Linked DNA regions of Homo sapiens: region 1 is linked to region 2. Evidence: chromatin loops called from intact Hi-C (ENCODE). Cell type or tissue: heart right ventricle. All regions are shown on one strand. Each heading gives the region's core, and the rest is flanking DNA. Links, peaks and the distances in the headings are about the cores only.

What was found. Peaks named below come from ENCODE experiments on the same cell type or tissue, not always from the same donor. Only the 100,000 strongest peaks of a DNase experiment are listed, where the experiment ranks them.
Region 1: a loop joins it to region 2, with 12 times the contacts of the local background. A loop is called at or near these places in 98 of 110 quality-filtered maps.

Annotation. Positions count from the first base shown.
Region 1 is chr16:8,565,086-8,572,681 of GRCh38, forward strand. TMEM114 (transmembrane protein 114) reads right to left here. Exons shown (of 4, transcript NM_001146336.2): 3 at 7,002-7,139; 4 at 4,415-4,920. The coding sequence ends at 4,688. Among named protein-coding and RNA genes, the nearest start is that of TMEM114, 22 kb to the right of the region's middle. In heart right ventricle, for the core only: CTCF peaks have their summits at 2,736 (motif pointing right) and 2,959; a DNase peak (open chromatin) is centred at 2,796; H3K27ac peaks cover 183 bases; H3K27me3 peaks cover 472 bases.
Region 2 is chr16:8,876,342-8,883,937 of GRCh38, forward strand. LITAFD (LITAF domain containing) reads left to right here and starts at 6,010. Exons shown (of 4, transcript NM_001395433.1): 1 at 6,010-6,169; 2 at 6,869-6,945. RefSeq lists a silencer at 1,585-1,700 and enhancers at 3,810-4,099, 6,147-6,647. In heart right ventricle, for the core only: CTCF peaks have their summits at 4,094 (motif pointing left) and 4,297; a DNase peak (open chromatin) is centred at 4,100; H3K27me3 peaks cover 225 bases.

The DNA.
Region 1 (7,596 bases), core at 831-5,830, 310 kb before region 2:
TAAATTAATGACTGAGTGAATAAGTGAGTGAGTGAGTGGGTAAGCAAATGGATGGATAATGATGGATGGGTGGATGGATGCATGGATGGATGAGTGAATTGATTAATGGGAAAATGTATGAATAAATGAATAAGTGAGTGAATGAATGAAGCATGGGACAGGTATAAGCAAGTGAACTTATGAATGAACAAAGACTGAATGCGTGCATGAATATATAAATAAGTGAAGCAATGAGTGAGTAAATGAATGGATGGGTGGGTGGCAAGTGAATAAATGAATGAGTGAATAAATGAATGGATCTTCTTTGCCAGATAGAGCGCCTTCTCTGAGAGAAAGAGAGCGGCCAGTTGTTTGCCAGGGGTTCCAGCCAGGTCTGGACCTGAGGGGACAAATCGTGGCTGAGCCTCCCCAGCAAAGGGACACGCGCCGTAGTCCCACTTCCTCCTCCTGTTTACCTTCTCATGAGTATAAATCCCCTCCTCTAACCCCCGGTTAGTCCAGCACACCTGGATCTGACCACACCTCCACCTGCTCCGAGTTCTTTCTCCTCTCATCTGGCCCTGGGAGGCCCCTCCCTGTACTTCCTGCAACCACTCTCACCCCTGCAGGCCGGTCCGTTCACACAACAGACCTAAGGGTCTTAGAGCAGTGGTTCTTACCTCCCCTGCACAGCAGAATCACCTGGGGAACTTTGTGAACATAACAATGCCCAGGTCCGCCCTCGAGGGTCTGATTGCATTTGGCTCCATTGGGGCCCCAGTGCTAGCAACTGGTTGTTTTTTAAATAGGACCCCCACGTGATGCTAATGTAGAGCCAGGGTTGAGAACCACTGTCTTAAAGGCATATCACTCTCAAGAGAGAGTCCAAGTGGAATAAGAAAATAGAAGAGGAGAGGACAAGACAGAATGGAACAGAACAGATCAGAACAAAATGGATCAGAATAGAACAGAACCAATCCAATGGATTAAAATACGGCAGGACAGATCGAAACAGAATGGATCGGGCCAGGCACGGTGGCTCACGCCTGTAATCCCAGCACTTTGGGAGGCCAAGGTAGGTGGATCATGAGCTCAGGAGATCGAGACCATCCTGGCTAACACTGTAAAACCGCATTTCTACTAAAAATACAAAAAATTAGCCAGGCATGGTGCATGGTGGTGCGTGCCTGTAGTCCCAGCTACTGGGGAGGCTGAGGCAGGAGAATCACTTGCACCTGGGAGGCAGAGGTTGGAGTGAGCCGAGATTGAGCCATTGCACCCCAGCCTGGGTGACAGAGCTAGACGCAGTCTCAAAAAAAAAAAAATCAGAATAGAACAGAACAGGTCAGAATAGAATGATGGATCAGAATAGAAGAGAACAGATCAGAATGGATCAGAACACAACAGAATGGATCAGAATAGAACAGATCAGAATGGATCAGAACACAACAGAATGGATCAGAATAGAACAGATCAGAATGGATCAGGATAGAACAGAACAGAACAGAATGGAACAGCATCCCAACCCCACTTAATCATCAGCACCTCCTTACCACGGGCCATGGGCATCGCCCACTGCCTTCTCTCTCCCTGCCTCTACCTTCACCTCCTATTTCTCTCCATCAACCCTCCCTCTTCATTTCCCTCTAACACAGAAGCTTCTTCCCACCTCAGGGCCTTTGCGTCTGCTGTCACCTGCCTGGTCTGCAGTTTCCCTACCTACAGGTTCTTCATGCGGGTCTCAGCACAATGTCACCTCCTCCAAGAAGCCCTTTCTAATTGTCCTTCCTGGAGTCACATCTCTACCAGACACCTTTCATCCCATCACCCTGGTTTTTTTTTTTTTTTTTTTTTGAGATGGAGTCTCACTCTGTCACCCAGGCTGGAGCGCAATGGTGCGATCTCGGCTCACTGTAACCTCCACCTCCTGGGTTCAAGTGATTCTCCTGCCTTAGCCTCCCAAGTAGCTGGGATTACAGGCGCGTGTTACCACAGCTGGCTATTTTTTTTTTTTTTGTATTTTTAGTAGAGATGGGGTTTCACCATGTTGGCCAGGCTAGTTTCGAACTCCTGACCTCAGGTGACCTGCCTGTCTTGGCATCCCAAAGTGCTGGGATTACAGGCATGAGCCATGGCGCCCGGCCTCATCACCCTGTTTTGTTTTCTTCATAACACTAATCACTGTCTGAATCTCTCAGATAGATTATTGGTTCATGGGTTTATCATCTGTTCCCATGTGAGCTAGGAAGGGTGGAGATTTTCTTGGCCACCCCCATGAATGTGTCCCCAGGCCCTGGAACAGTCTCTGACACTGTAGGTATCTGGCAAGCATTTATCAAATGCATGAATGGATGGGCGAATGAATGAGCTTATTCTGTGTTGTCAGTTCCTGAGGTGCACACATGTTTTGGTTTGTTATTGTCCATTATTGCTCGCTTAGCAGAGTGTCTCAGCATGTCCCAAGGTGGACGTGTGGGACCAGATGTCCTGAGCATCATAGGATGCGAGGAGCATCCCTGGCCTCTTCCCACTGGAGCTGCCGGTAATACCACTCCCCACACGCACTAAGAACAACCAAAACTGTCTCCAAACACTGCCAAATGTCAGGTGGGGGAGAGAATCGCCCCAGCTGAGAACTCTGGCCCTGCAGTATTTAATCCAGCACTTGGGCGCTAGGAGGGCTGAAAACGTGTCTCTTGACGAATTTGGGGATCAAATCCTGCCTCTGGAGCAGTTCCACAATACGACCAGCAGGTGGAAGCAGAGACCGCCCTTTCGGTAGCATGGTTGCCCTCACTTTGCAAAAACTTTGTTTTCCCCAGCATTGTAACTGATTTTCCAACAGCGCTCATTTAGCCCCATGTGGCCATGTGAGTAACCCACTCCTTTTGCGCCTTTCCGGATTAGACAGGGACGTCGCAGCAACGTCCTGAAAGGAGCAGACAGCCAGTAAAGAAGTGCAGGCGTTGGTGGAAGTAGGGGGAGGACCATCTTGGGATCAGGCAGTTCTGAAGTTTACTCCCAGTTGCGTCCCTTTCTCTCCTTATGCCCTTAGTCCAGTTATGTTAACCTGCCAGTGCCTCAGTTTCCTCATCTGTACCCTGCTTTGCTTATCTCCTAGTCCTCACCACGGGCTACGTATTTCATATGCCTCTCTCTCCTCAATCATGTGGCACCCCAGAGAGCAAGGTCTGGGTCTGGAGGAGTCATTGCCCCCCCAGTTGCTGGTGTGTACTGGCCTTCCTTTGAGTGTTTGTTGAATGACTGACTGACCGACTGGCGTGGAGAATAGCACAGGTGCATAGATGTGGATGTCAGCTATAATGATGACAATGCTGATGTCATGGTGGTGTCATGTCGTTGTGGTGGTGATGTCATGGCATGGTGGTGATGATGTCATGATGTTTGTTGAATGACTGACTGACCGACTGGCATGGAGAATAGCACAGGTGCATAGAAAGTACTCAGTGGGTGTCAGCTATGATGATGACAGTGTTGACGTCATGGTGATGATGATGTCATGATGAAGACGATGATGCCATATTGTTGATAATCGTGTTGTCATCTTTTAATCCACACCAGTATTCCCCAAACCATCAGCACCTCCCAGAGTTTCCTAAGCCAAAGGCTCCTCGGGCCCTCCCCTACATCTCATGACTTGGAATCTTGCAGGAACAGAATCTCAGCCATGGTTTTGGGTTAGAATAGGCTGGAGAGCTCTTAAAAAACACTGATGCCTGGACACCAGCCCTAGAGAATATCAGATCAAGGATGTAGACAGCAGCAGGATTTTTGGAAGATACCCAGGTGATTCTAAGAGCAGCAAGATGACAACCCTTCTCTGTCACTTAATAAACGCCCCACCTCGGCATTTATGCAAACAGTGGCTCTGGGCCAGAAGCCTCGGCATCGCCTGGAAGCCACTTAGAAATGTGAGTTTTTGGGCTTCACCCAGGCCTCCTGGCTCAGACACCCTGGGGGTGGCATCAGCCCGAGAGTATCAACAAGCCCATAGAGTCTGGGGCGCGCTAAATGTGAACAGCACTGCCCCAGGGGACCCGGATGGGGAGCCCATTCCCAGGGGCAGAACACCAGGATGAAAGGAGGGATGGATTTTTCTGGGGGAGGACGGAAAAGGTATGATTAGTCTTGAAGAGTGCTCTATCAATTGGCCAACCCCTTGGGAGTCTCGCAGCTTCATATTGTAGACCTAACCTGACCCCGTAGAAAGCCCATGTCATGCCAGAGTTATTTTAGAGCAAAAGGAACTCCAGGCCAGAGCTCCCCAGAGAGAGCTGAACGCATTACAGGGCCCAGGAGGTAGGGCACCCTCTCCCTTTCCCAGACCCACCAAGGAGCTGATCCAAGGGACATGGGTGAGGAGGAAATGAAGTCGGAGGGGGCGTGAGGACTTTGCAATCTGTAAAGCTCTGTGTGTGATTAAAGGATCGTTTTTATTTCTCGCGAAGCGGTTTGGCACTCCCTCGGGCTCCTCCAGGCCACACGGACACACACGGACATAAGCACACAGGTACTAGGATAACAGCCAGGCCCCAAGCTTAGTCCGCGGGGATTTGTGGGGGAAGGAGGGGGGTGCCTGGCCTCCCCGAGTGGCCTTTGAGGAAGAAGAGGCCGCAGCCGATGGAGATCGGTCGGTGAAGCTCCGGGGCCAAGCCCCTCCCTCCCCTCCACGACCCAGCGCCCAGGCTCATATGGCCTGGTCCTGCCTCCGTCTCAGGCTGAGCTCGCGGGCTGCTGCCAGGAAGGCTGCCCCGGTGAGCAGCTCGGCGATGAAGCTGATCCAGCCCAGGGCCAGGGACCAGCCGAAGCTGATGTCCACCTGGTCCAGGAGGGCCTTCTCCTCCAAGAGACACAGCGCCTCCCGGAAGGCGGCGGCTGAATACGCTATGTAGACGCTGATCCCAGCGAGGGTCACCATGGCTGCAGGGAGGGCAAAGGGAGAGCAGATCAATCCCCCACCCCGCCCCAGCACTCCCCTCCTCCTCCTCGCCCTGCCCAGCCACGCTGCTCAGCGTCCAGCGTCCTCGCTCCTTCCTGCTGCGGGACCTTTGCGCGTGCTAGTCTCCCCGCTGGGTGCATTCACCCCTGCTTCTCTGCCTGTCATCGGCAACTCCTACCCTTCCCACACATGGCAGCTCACGCTTCGATTCCTGGACTTGCCTGAGCAGTGATTCCACAGCACCATACAGCTGCCCATCACTGCCCAGGTCACAATTGCAACTTTGCATTCTTTTGTGTAATTTTTTTTTAGACAGAGTCTCGCTCTGTCGCCCAGGCTGGAGTGCAGCGGTGCGATCTCAGCTTGCTGCGATCTCAGCTTGCTGCAACCTCCACCTCCCGGGTTCAAGCTATTCTCCTGCCTCAGCCTCCTGAGTAGCTGGGAATACAGATGCCCGCCACCGCGCCCGGCTAATGTTTGTATTTTTAGTAGAGACAGGGTTTCACCATATTGGCCAGACTGGTCTCAAACTCCTGACCTCAAGTGATCCGCCTGTCTCTGCCTCCTAACGTGCTGGGATTGCAGGCATGTTTGTGTAATTATTTAACTAACATCTGTCTCCCCCAGTGGCCTGTGAGTGTCCAGAGGGCAGACATGCTCCTGTTGGTTTTGCTCATTTTCAATTCCCCAGCACCGAGAACGGTGCCTGGCCCACGGTGGTTCTCCACAGATATTAGATTTGAGCCACATGGTCCAGTACGATAGCCACTGACCAGTTACACATGGCTATTTAAATTTAAGTTAACTAATCTAAATGAAGTTAACAGCTCAGTCCCCCATCAGCACTCACTGCCCTGGCCTGGTTTGCAGCTCCCGATGCTCGGCATGGATTAGGGAACTTCTCCACCATCACAGAAACTTCTACCAGGCAGTGCTGGTTTCGAGAATTTGTCACTGGGTGAACTATTAATGCTAATAGTAATAATAATAGTGAGTGGTTAGAGGAGATGAGAACTTTGCAATATTTTCACCTCCAGACATCCCTTTTGTTTTTTTTCCTCTGTGGATTCCAAGGGAGCATGTCATCACTGCTTTTTTTTTTTTTTAAAAGGAACATTTCAAATACACAGGGATACAGACAGCCTTTAAGGCAGCCAGCCACGTGCCAGGTCCCATTTTTCAAAACCTCTGGTCCACTAAACCAACCAGTGGTGTTAACCTAGCCATTGTCTGTCCACCTGTTGTTTTGTTTCATCTTGTTTTTGTGTGTGCTGCTGTTTAATTGACAAGTAAAAATTGTATGTATTTACGGTACACAGCATGAGGATTTGATATGTGTGTGTACACTGTGGAGTGGCTCGGTCAAACTATTCAACACAGGCACGGCCTCACATACTTAGCATTTCTTTTGTGTGTGGTGAGAACTAAAATCTACTCTCAGCGATTTTCAAGAACACAATAGGCTGTTGTTAACTGCTGTCACCATGACGCCCAATAGATCACTGAACTTCCTTCTTTTCAGCTGAAATTGTGTGTTCTTTGACCAACATCTCCCCACCCTCCCCTGCCCCCACCCCCAGCCTGTTCCATTCTCTCTTTCTGTGAATTTGACTCTTCTAGATTCTACATAGAAAGATCATGAGGTGTTTGTCTTTCTGTGCCTGGTCATGCCCGTTTTTTAGTCGATCAAAGCAGTATCTATCAGAATGGCTGATCAGCAGAATAGAGCGAGGGTGGCTGGAGCGAGGGTCTCCTGCCAGCTCACAGCCCTAAAGCTTGAAGCTATCACGAGTTTGGGCAAAGGTAATACATGCGGCTTCTTTGGTGAAGTAATGAAAAGGATTCTTGGAAGCTGCTCCCTCTGCACTGCTCCTGTCTTGGAACCAGAGACTAAGTGATTCTGGGCTGGAAACCACTCATCTCTTCCAACTGATATCCCAGAAGGGGAAACTGAACCCCACGAGGCCCTGGGATCCCCCTCGTTTGCTGAGGGTTCATACACAGTACCCATTGCCCAACCCCCAGACCACAAGCCAGAGCCCTAGGCAGGGTGGGCACCTACCTCCAAAGAGGAAGAGAATTCCAGTGAGCAGGAGGAGGAGGTAGGCTTGGAGGAGGAAGCTCAGAAACCCCGTCATCCCCCCAAAAACCATCAGGATCAGGCTGAGCGGCAGCAGAATCACAAATGTCCCATGCATGGCTTAGAAGAGACAGAGAGGATACCAGGCAGAGGACAGTTACTAACATCCTTCATTCAATCAACAAACACTTCCCGAGCACCTACTAGAGCTGGGGAAAATCCACACTGTCACTGCCCCTACGACGATTACTTCTACTGTTTCTGATGATGATGATGACCATGACAACAGTGGTTGAGGCTCATCTCGTGCAAGGCTGTGTGCTTTGTTCTTGTTGTTTGTTTTGTTTTTGAGACAGGGTCTTGCTCTGTCACTCAGGCTGAAGTACAGTGGCACGACCATGGCTCACTGCAGCCTCAACCTCCTGGGCTTAAGGAAACCTTTCACCTAAGCTGCCCAAGTAGCTGGTACTGCAAGTGTGCACAACCACACCCAGCTAATTTTTTTATTTTTGGTAAAGATGAAGTCTTGATATGTTGCCCAGACTGGTCTCAAACTCCTGGGCCCAAGCGATCCTCC
Region 2 (7,596 bases), core at 1,221-6,220:
CCAAGCTGGAGTGCAGTGGCGCAGTCGCAGCTCACTATACCCTCCACCTCCCTGGTTCAAGTGATTCTCCCACTAATTTTTGTATTTTTAGTAGAGATGGGGTTTCACCACGTTGGCCAAGCTGGTCTCAAACTCCTTACCTCAGGTGATCTGCCTGCCTTGTCCTCCCAAAGTGCTGGGATTGCAGGTGTGAGCCACCGCACCTGGCCAAGGATCTCATTCTTCTATGGCTGAATAATATTCCATCATGTTTAGGTACTGCATTTTCTCTACCCATTCATCCACTGATGAATGACATTTAAATTTATTACTTTTTGTTTGTTTGTTTGTTTGTTTTTGAGACAGAGTTTCACTCTTGTTGTCCAGGCTGGAGTGCAGTGGCAGGATCTCGGCTCACTGCAACCTCCGCCTCCCAAGTTGAAGCGATTCTCCTGCCTCAGCCTCCCAAGTAGCTGGGATTACAGGCATCTGCCACCACGCCCGGCTAATTTTTGTATTTTTAGTAGAGATGAGGGTTCACCATGTTGGCCAGGCTGGTCTCGAACTCCTGACCTCAGGTGACCCACCCACCTCAGCCTCCCAAAGTGCTGGGATTACAGGTGTGAGCCACGACGCCCAGCCTTAGATTGCTTCTTAATCTTGGCTGTTGTGAATGGTGCTGCGGGGAACGTGGGCAGGAGAGTTATTGTCCCATTCTACAGATGGGGAAATGAGGCTCGGATCAGCTCCCCCCAAACCATGCAGCAATTGCGGGCCAGGCTAGGACTGGAACCTGGGCCCCTGTGCTGCCCCACTGCGCCCCCCACAAGCCGTGTAGATGAAGCCCCCTCCCCAGGAAGCATCCTTCTGCCAGGGGTCTCAGAGAAGAGGGGGCTGGGACCTCAGGCTCTGGGCACACTTGCTTCCCCTGTACAGTGTCCATGCTCTCTGTTAGGGCCACTTCCTTCTGGACAGTCACCTCCTGTCTTTGGCCCAATCCCCGCCACTGTTCCTCTGCACAGTAGACTCGGGGGTCCTGTCAGAACAGCAAGTGGATCTTGGCACTTTCTTTTTTTTTTTTTTTTCCAAGACGGAGTCTTGCCGAGATTGCGCCACTGCACTCCAGCCTGGGTGACAGAGCAAGACTCCATCTCAAGAAAAAAAAAAAAAAGAAGAATGTGTCTGGCATCTGTTTCCTTCACTAAAATGTGGGCTTCTTGGGGTAAGTAAGCACCTCATCTGCCTTGCTCAGTTTTGTGTGCCTGGCATATATTAGGTGCTCAATAAATGCACGTTAAAGAATGAGGGCGGGCCGGGCACAGTGGCTCACGCCTGTAATTCCAGCATATTGGGAGGCCAAGATAGGAGGATCACTTGAGGTTAGGCGTTCGAGACCAGCCTGGCCAACATGGTGAAACCCCATCTCTACCAAAATACACAAATTTAGCCAGGCGTGATGGTGCATGGCTGTAGTCCCAGCTACTCAGGAGGCTGAGGCAGGAGAATCGCTTGAACCTGGGAGGTGGCGGTTGCAGTGAGCTGAGATCGCCCCACTGCACTCCAGTCTGGGTGACAAGAACAAGACTGTTTCTAAAAAAGAAAAAAAAAATGCTGCTTGACACACAGACACTCCACACACCCGACACACACATCTCCCACACAAATACACGCAGGTGGAAGCACACACAACCACATTCTCCCATCACATCCACACCCTGAGGCTTTCTCAATCTGGAGATAGCCCTTCCTCCTCCACCAGGCAGACCTCCAGGCTCTGAGGGAACGGGACGCAGGGATGGATAGATGGACAGACGGCAGCTGCTGGGGAAGAAATGGCCCTGAAACACCCTCTTCCCTTCAGCTGGGGGTCCTCCATCAGTTCCTGGGAACGAGAATTCCTCCCCCTACTTTTCTCTCCCTGAGTAAGCAATGTGGCTGGAGTAGGGAGGGTGGTGCCTACAGCAGCCCCTATACCTCATTCACCCCCATCCTGCCCGACCCATCCACTCCCCACCACAAGCTGGCAGGTAAGGCAGTCTGGGAGGTTAGCAGAACCGGAAATTCAACCCAGAGAGGTTAGGGGATGCCCCAGTATGACCCAGCAAGTCCCCACCCTAGGACTCCAGGGTCCACATGCAGATGAGATATATGGGACCCCACTGCTGAGCCAGAGTGAGGAAGGCAGGGTTCTGGGGGCAGCCAGCCCCTCCCCAGGCAGGAACAAGCCACTGCCCCATCTCCAGGCCCCTCTGTAATCCAGGCCCCTCTGTAACCCAACCCCCCACACGGATTGTGCAATAATTACAGGTACAGCTCATTCCTCCAATTCCTTCTTCCTTATTATCTCATCGCCTCTGCTCAAGCTGGGCCCTTCTGGGAAAAGAAGATGAGTAGGAAGGAAAAAATGTCCCATCTCCTTTTCCCATAAACAGCCCTGGCCACAGAGTCTTCCTCATTGCACAAAAGAAAGCGTAGCCCAGAGACGGGAGTCCGGTGCCCTAAATCACATAGCAGGAAAGGCCCCACACGGGACTCCCCAGGTCCCCAGCTGCCAAAACTCCAGGCTCATTGCATTCCTGGGTGGCCTGCCCCCTGCCCTGGCCTTTGTGACTCTGCTAATTGAGTTGATTGTCATGGTTCTTGTTAATATGTTAATATTAATTGCCAACTTACTGCAAGCTTTCCATGTGCCAAGTATGGAGGTAAGTGCTTCACGTGGATAACTTTCTTTTTTTTTTTTTTTTTGAGACAGAGTCTCACTGTCACCCAGGCTGGAGTGGAGTGGTGCAATCTCGGCTCACTGCAGTCTCCGCCTCCTGGGTTTAAGCGATTCTCCTGCCTCAGCCTCCCAAGTAGATGGGATTACAGGTGCATGCCACCACACCCGGCTAATTTTTGTACTTTTAGTAGAAATGGGGTTTCACCATGTTGATCAGGCTGATCTCGAACTCCTGACCTCAAGTGATCTTCATGCCTGGGCCTCCCAAAGTGTTGGATTACAAGGCTGAGCCACTGCGCCCGACCCATGGATTTCTTTCATTCTTCAGTCATTTAAGCAATCTTTTTTTCTTGTTCTTTTCTTTTTTCTTTGAGACTGAGTTTTGCTCTGTTGCCCAGGCCAGAGTGCAATCTCAGCTCACTGCAACCTCCTCCTTCTCCTGCCTCAGCCTCCCAAGTAGCTGGGATTACAGCTGTGCACCACCACACCCAGGTGATCTTTGTATTTTTGTAGAGACAGGGTTTCGCCATGTTGGCCAGGCTGGTCTCGAACTCCTGACCTCAGGTGATCTGTCTGCCTCGACCTCCCAAAGTGCTGGGATTACAGGGGTGAGCCACCGTGCCCAGCTCATAACACTCTCAGCAGAAGGTATTATTTTTGCAGGGGAGGAAACTGAGGCTCACCGAGGAGAAGACACCTGTTCAGAGTCATACAGCTCGGAGAGAGCCCACAGTTTGACCAACTTCATCCTCCTCTGTGCCAGGCCTTATTTGGAGGATGAAGAGGTGTTTTTTTTTTGTTTTGTTTTGTTTTTTTATTGAGACGGAGTCTCGCTCTGTCGCCCAGGCTGGAGTGCAGTGGCGCGATCTCGGCTCACTGCAAGCTCCGCCTCCCGGGTTCACGCCATTCTCCTGGCTCAGCCTCCCGAGTAGCTGGGACTACAGGCGCCCGCCACCACGCCCGGCTAATTTTTTCTATTTTTTAGTAGAGACGGGGTTTCACCTGGTTAGCCAGGATGGTCTCGATCTCCTGACCTCGTGATCCGCCCGCCTCGGCCTTCCAAAGTGCTGGGATTACAAGCGTGAGACACCGCGCCCGGCCTGGGGGATGAAGAGGTTTAAAAAAAAACACAAAAATCCAGTCTTCCAGAAGCCCTGACCCATGCAGCTTCCTGGTGGGGCACTGTGCCCTGGGTGCTGAGGGCCTGGGGTCTAGTTCAGCTCTCCCGCAGCCGTGCTGTGTGACCTCGGCTGGCTTTGCCACCTTTTCCGGCCGGGCCTGTGGGTTATGGGGTGGGAGAGAGGAGTCCTCGCCCCATGGCAGGGTTTGGGGCACAGAACCTGAAGAGGGAGAAATTGAGGCGGACTCATGGAAGCCCGGTGCTGCCCCCTGGTGGCGATGGCCGGGAAGGGCAGCGCCAGAGAGCATCCCCCCATCAGCTCCCTCATCCATTCACCCTCAAGGCTTCCCCAGTTCAGACATCACGCCTGGGGTCCCGACGTGTGTTAGGGGGACCATCGCTTCAAAATCCCCAGGGAAGGAGGCGGTCCCTAACCCTTCCCAAAATGTGTAACTTCAAGTCTGTACAGGAAGCCCAGGCCTGGAGCAGTGGCTCACGCCTGTAATCCCAGCACTTTGAGAGGCTGAGGCGGGCAGATCACCTGAGGTTGGGAGTTTGAGACCAGCCTGACCAACATGGAGAAACCCCATCTCTACTAAAAATACAAAATGGGCCCAGTGTGGTGACACATGCCTGTAATCCCAGCTACTTGGGAGGCTGAGGGAGGAGAATTGCTTGAACCCGGGAAGCAGAGGTTGCCACGAGCCGAGATCATGCCATTGCGCTCCAGCCTGGGCAACAAGAGCAAAACTCCGCCTCAAAAAAAAAAAAGGATCTGGGGTAGCATCAGATTGGTGTCCCACAGCTGCATCTAATCCTGACTTTGCCCTTCCTGGCTGTATCCTTGTGTAAAGCCCTTGGCCTGCCATTGGCGCAGAGGATGAGGTCTATAATTGGGAGTTCCTCTTCTGAGCCATTGAAGCCATTTGCATTTTACAATAATAATGCTGGCTTCATTATGAAGGGAAAATGAAGCAGGCAAAAAAAAAGAATGCTGGCTTCATGGACCACATCAAGAGCAGACCCCTCACCTGGGTTATGTCATCTGATTTCACAACAACCCTATGAGCTTCTTATTACCCCTATTTTACAGATGAGGCAGGGAGGGGATGGAGGTTTAAAGAAAGGTGGGGGCCAGGCATGGTGGCTCACACCTGCGATCCCAGCACTTTGGGAGGCCGAGGCAAGAGGATCACATGAGGCCAGGAGTTCAAGACCAACCTGGGCAATATAGTGAGACCCCATCTCTACTAAAAATAAGAAAAAATTAGCCAGGCATGGTGGTAAGCACCTGTAGTCCCAGCTACTCCAGAGGCTAAGGTGAGGAGGAAGACTTGAGCCCAGGAATTTGAGGGTACAGTGAGCTATGATTACGCCACTGCACTCTGGCCTGGGCCACAGAGCAAGACCCTGTCTCAAGGCAAAAAGAAAAAAGTGGGACCTTGCCCAAGCTCATAAAGCTGAATAAGCAGGAGGCAGACTGGACTTTTGAGCAGGTAAACACACACACATTTACACCATGAATATGTGTGGACATATGAACCTATACATACCTACATTTCTTCTTTCTTTTTTTAGATGGAGTTTCACTCTTCTTGCCCAGGCTGGAGTGCAGTGGCGCGATCTGGGCTCACTGCAAACTCTGCCTCCAGGTTCAAGTGATTCTTCTGCCTTAGCCTCCTGAGTAGCTGGGATTACAGACACGTGCCACCACGCCCGGCTAATTTTTGTATTTTTAGTAGAGACAGGGTTTCACCATGTTGGCCTGGCTGGTCTCAAACTCCTGAGCTCAAGTGATCTGCCTGCCTCGGCCTCCCAAAGTGCTGGGATTACAGGCGTGAGCCACCGTGCCCAGCCACATTCCTAAGAGGACATGAACATGCTACAATTAGATCTTCACATACATCTGGTTAGCTCCCTCAGGATAAATTCCTCCAAACAGAATGGCTGGGCTCTAACAGGACTATATTTCAGACCCTTGATCAGTTTCCCCACCCAGCCGTCAGCAATCTCCCACCCACCCACCATGTGGGGCCGTGGAAACATGGAGCAGGGCCATCTCCAAAGGCTGTTCAAGCCATGCCCACGGGAAGCCCCTGCCCTCCTCCTGCAGGAAGTGAGGATGAGGCCACAGTGAAGGCACACATCACAATGGCTGTTCTACTGGAGCCAGGCCCAGCAAGAGGTGGACAGGTGTGGCCCCAGCTCCTCACACCTCCTGGCAACCGGGCCTCCTCATGAGAATTCCTAGAAATAAGCACATGAGCACTCGGAGCTCAGAACACGGTGCTGCCCAGGCACTGTTGCTGGGACAGAGGCCCTCCAGAGCACCAGGATGGAATCATCCCCGGGTGAGGGCTCCCCTCATTCAGGGGCCAGGGCTGGCAGGGACCGGGAAGAAGTCTACTCTGGAGACCGCAGGAAGCAGAGAGGAGACGAGGGTCCCTGTGCTGAGCTGGGGGCTGCCCTCAGTCCTCACCACCCTTCCCCGAAATCCTACTGTCCCCACCAATCAGGGGGCCACGGAACCCAATAGAGACCATTGGGCAGTGGGGCTTTCAACGTGCTGTACTCTCCCTTAAAGTGTTGCAAGGAAGTCGCCAAATGAGACTAATGACTCCCCCACATCAGGTATGACGCTCCTGCCCGTGGCCAGAGACAACCGAGGCTGAGCGTGGAGGCAGCAGGAGGCAGAGGCTGTCCTGGCCCTGGGGCTGCCTGGCCATGTTGGTGTGGAATTGGGAAAGTTACCGAATCTTTCAGAATCTGTTTTCCAAGTGATTCTCCTGCCTCGGCATCCCGAGTAGCTGGGATTACAGGCGTGCGCCACTGTGCCCGGCTAATTTTTGTATTTGTAGTTGAGATGGGGTTTCACCATGTTGGCCAGACTGGTCTCGAACTCCTGATCTCGGGTGCTCTGCTGCCTTGGCCTCCCAAAGTGTTGGGATTACAGGTGTGAGCCACTGCATCCGGGCCTAAGTTTTGAGCTAAGTCCCTGGCATACAGTGAGCCCACTGATCTGAGGGTGCTTTTCTTTCTCTCTCCTAAAGATCCTTATCCTGCTGGTCCCCCTCCTCCCTATGGTCCTCCTCACCAGATGTACTTTGAAGGCCCCCAAGTTGTTCAGGTAGGTGAGTGCCCCTGCCGGCCTTCCCTTGTCGCTTTCTGTCCCCTGCTCGGAGCTGCCCAGAATATTCTCTTTCCTGACCTCTGACCAAGACTCTGCCCAAACAGCACATCCTCTGGCAAGTTCTCCTCCCCTGACCCCGTAGCTGTGGGACCCCGCAGCTGGCCAGCTGCCCCTGCTCCCATGCTGGCTGTGTTGCCAGTGGCCACCGAAGCATCTCTCTCCAGAGGGAAATCACTGGTGGATGGGGCCTGTATACAGTAGGCACTCAGGAAATTTTTATGGAGTAGACTCCCGTTCTCTACTCTGCAAACACACCACCCCTCAGGCCACAGAGGAGGGGAAGGCCGAGCCCCCCAGGTGGGGCCTGGGTTTTGGGAATTTAAACAAATTTTCCAAGGAATTCTCAGGCAGTCTCCAGATTCAGAACTGCTGGGTTGGATAGATTCCTGGAGGGCACAGTGAAGATGACGTCACCATTGAAAAGCACCCTTTAGGTCAGGTGCGGTGGCTCAGGCCTGTAATCCCAGAACTTTGGGAGGCCAAGGCAGGTGGATCGCATGAGGTCAGGAGTTCAAGACCAGCTTGGCCAACATGGCAAAACCCCATCTCTACTAAAAATACAAAAATAAGCCGGGTGTGATGGCACAT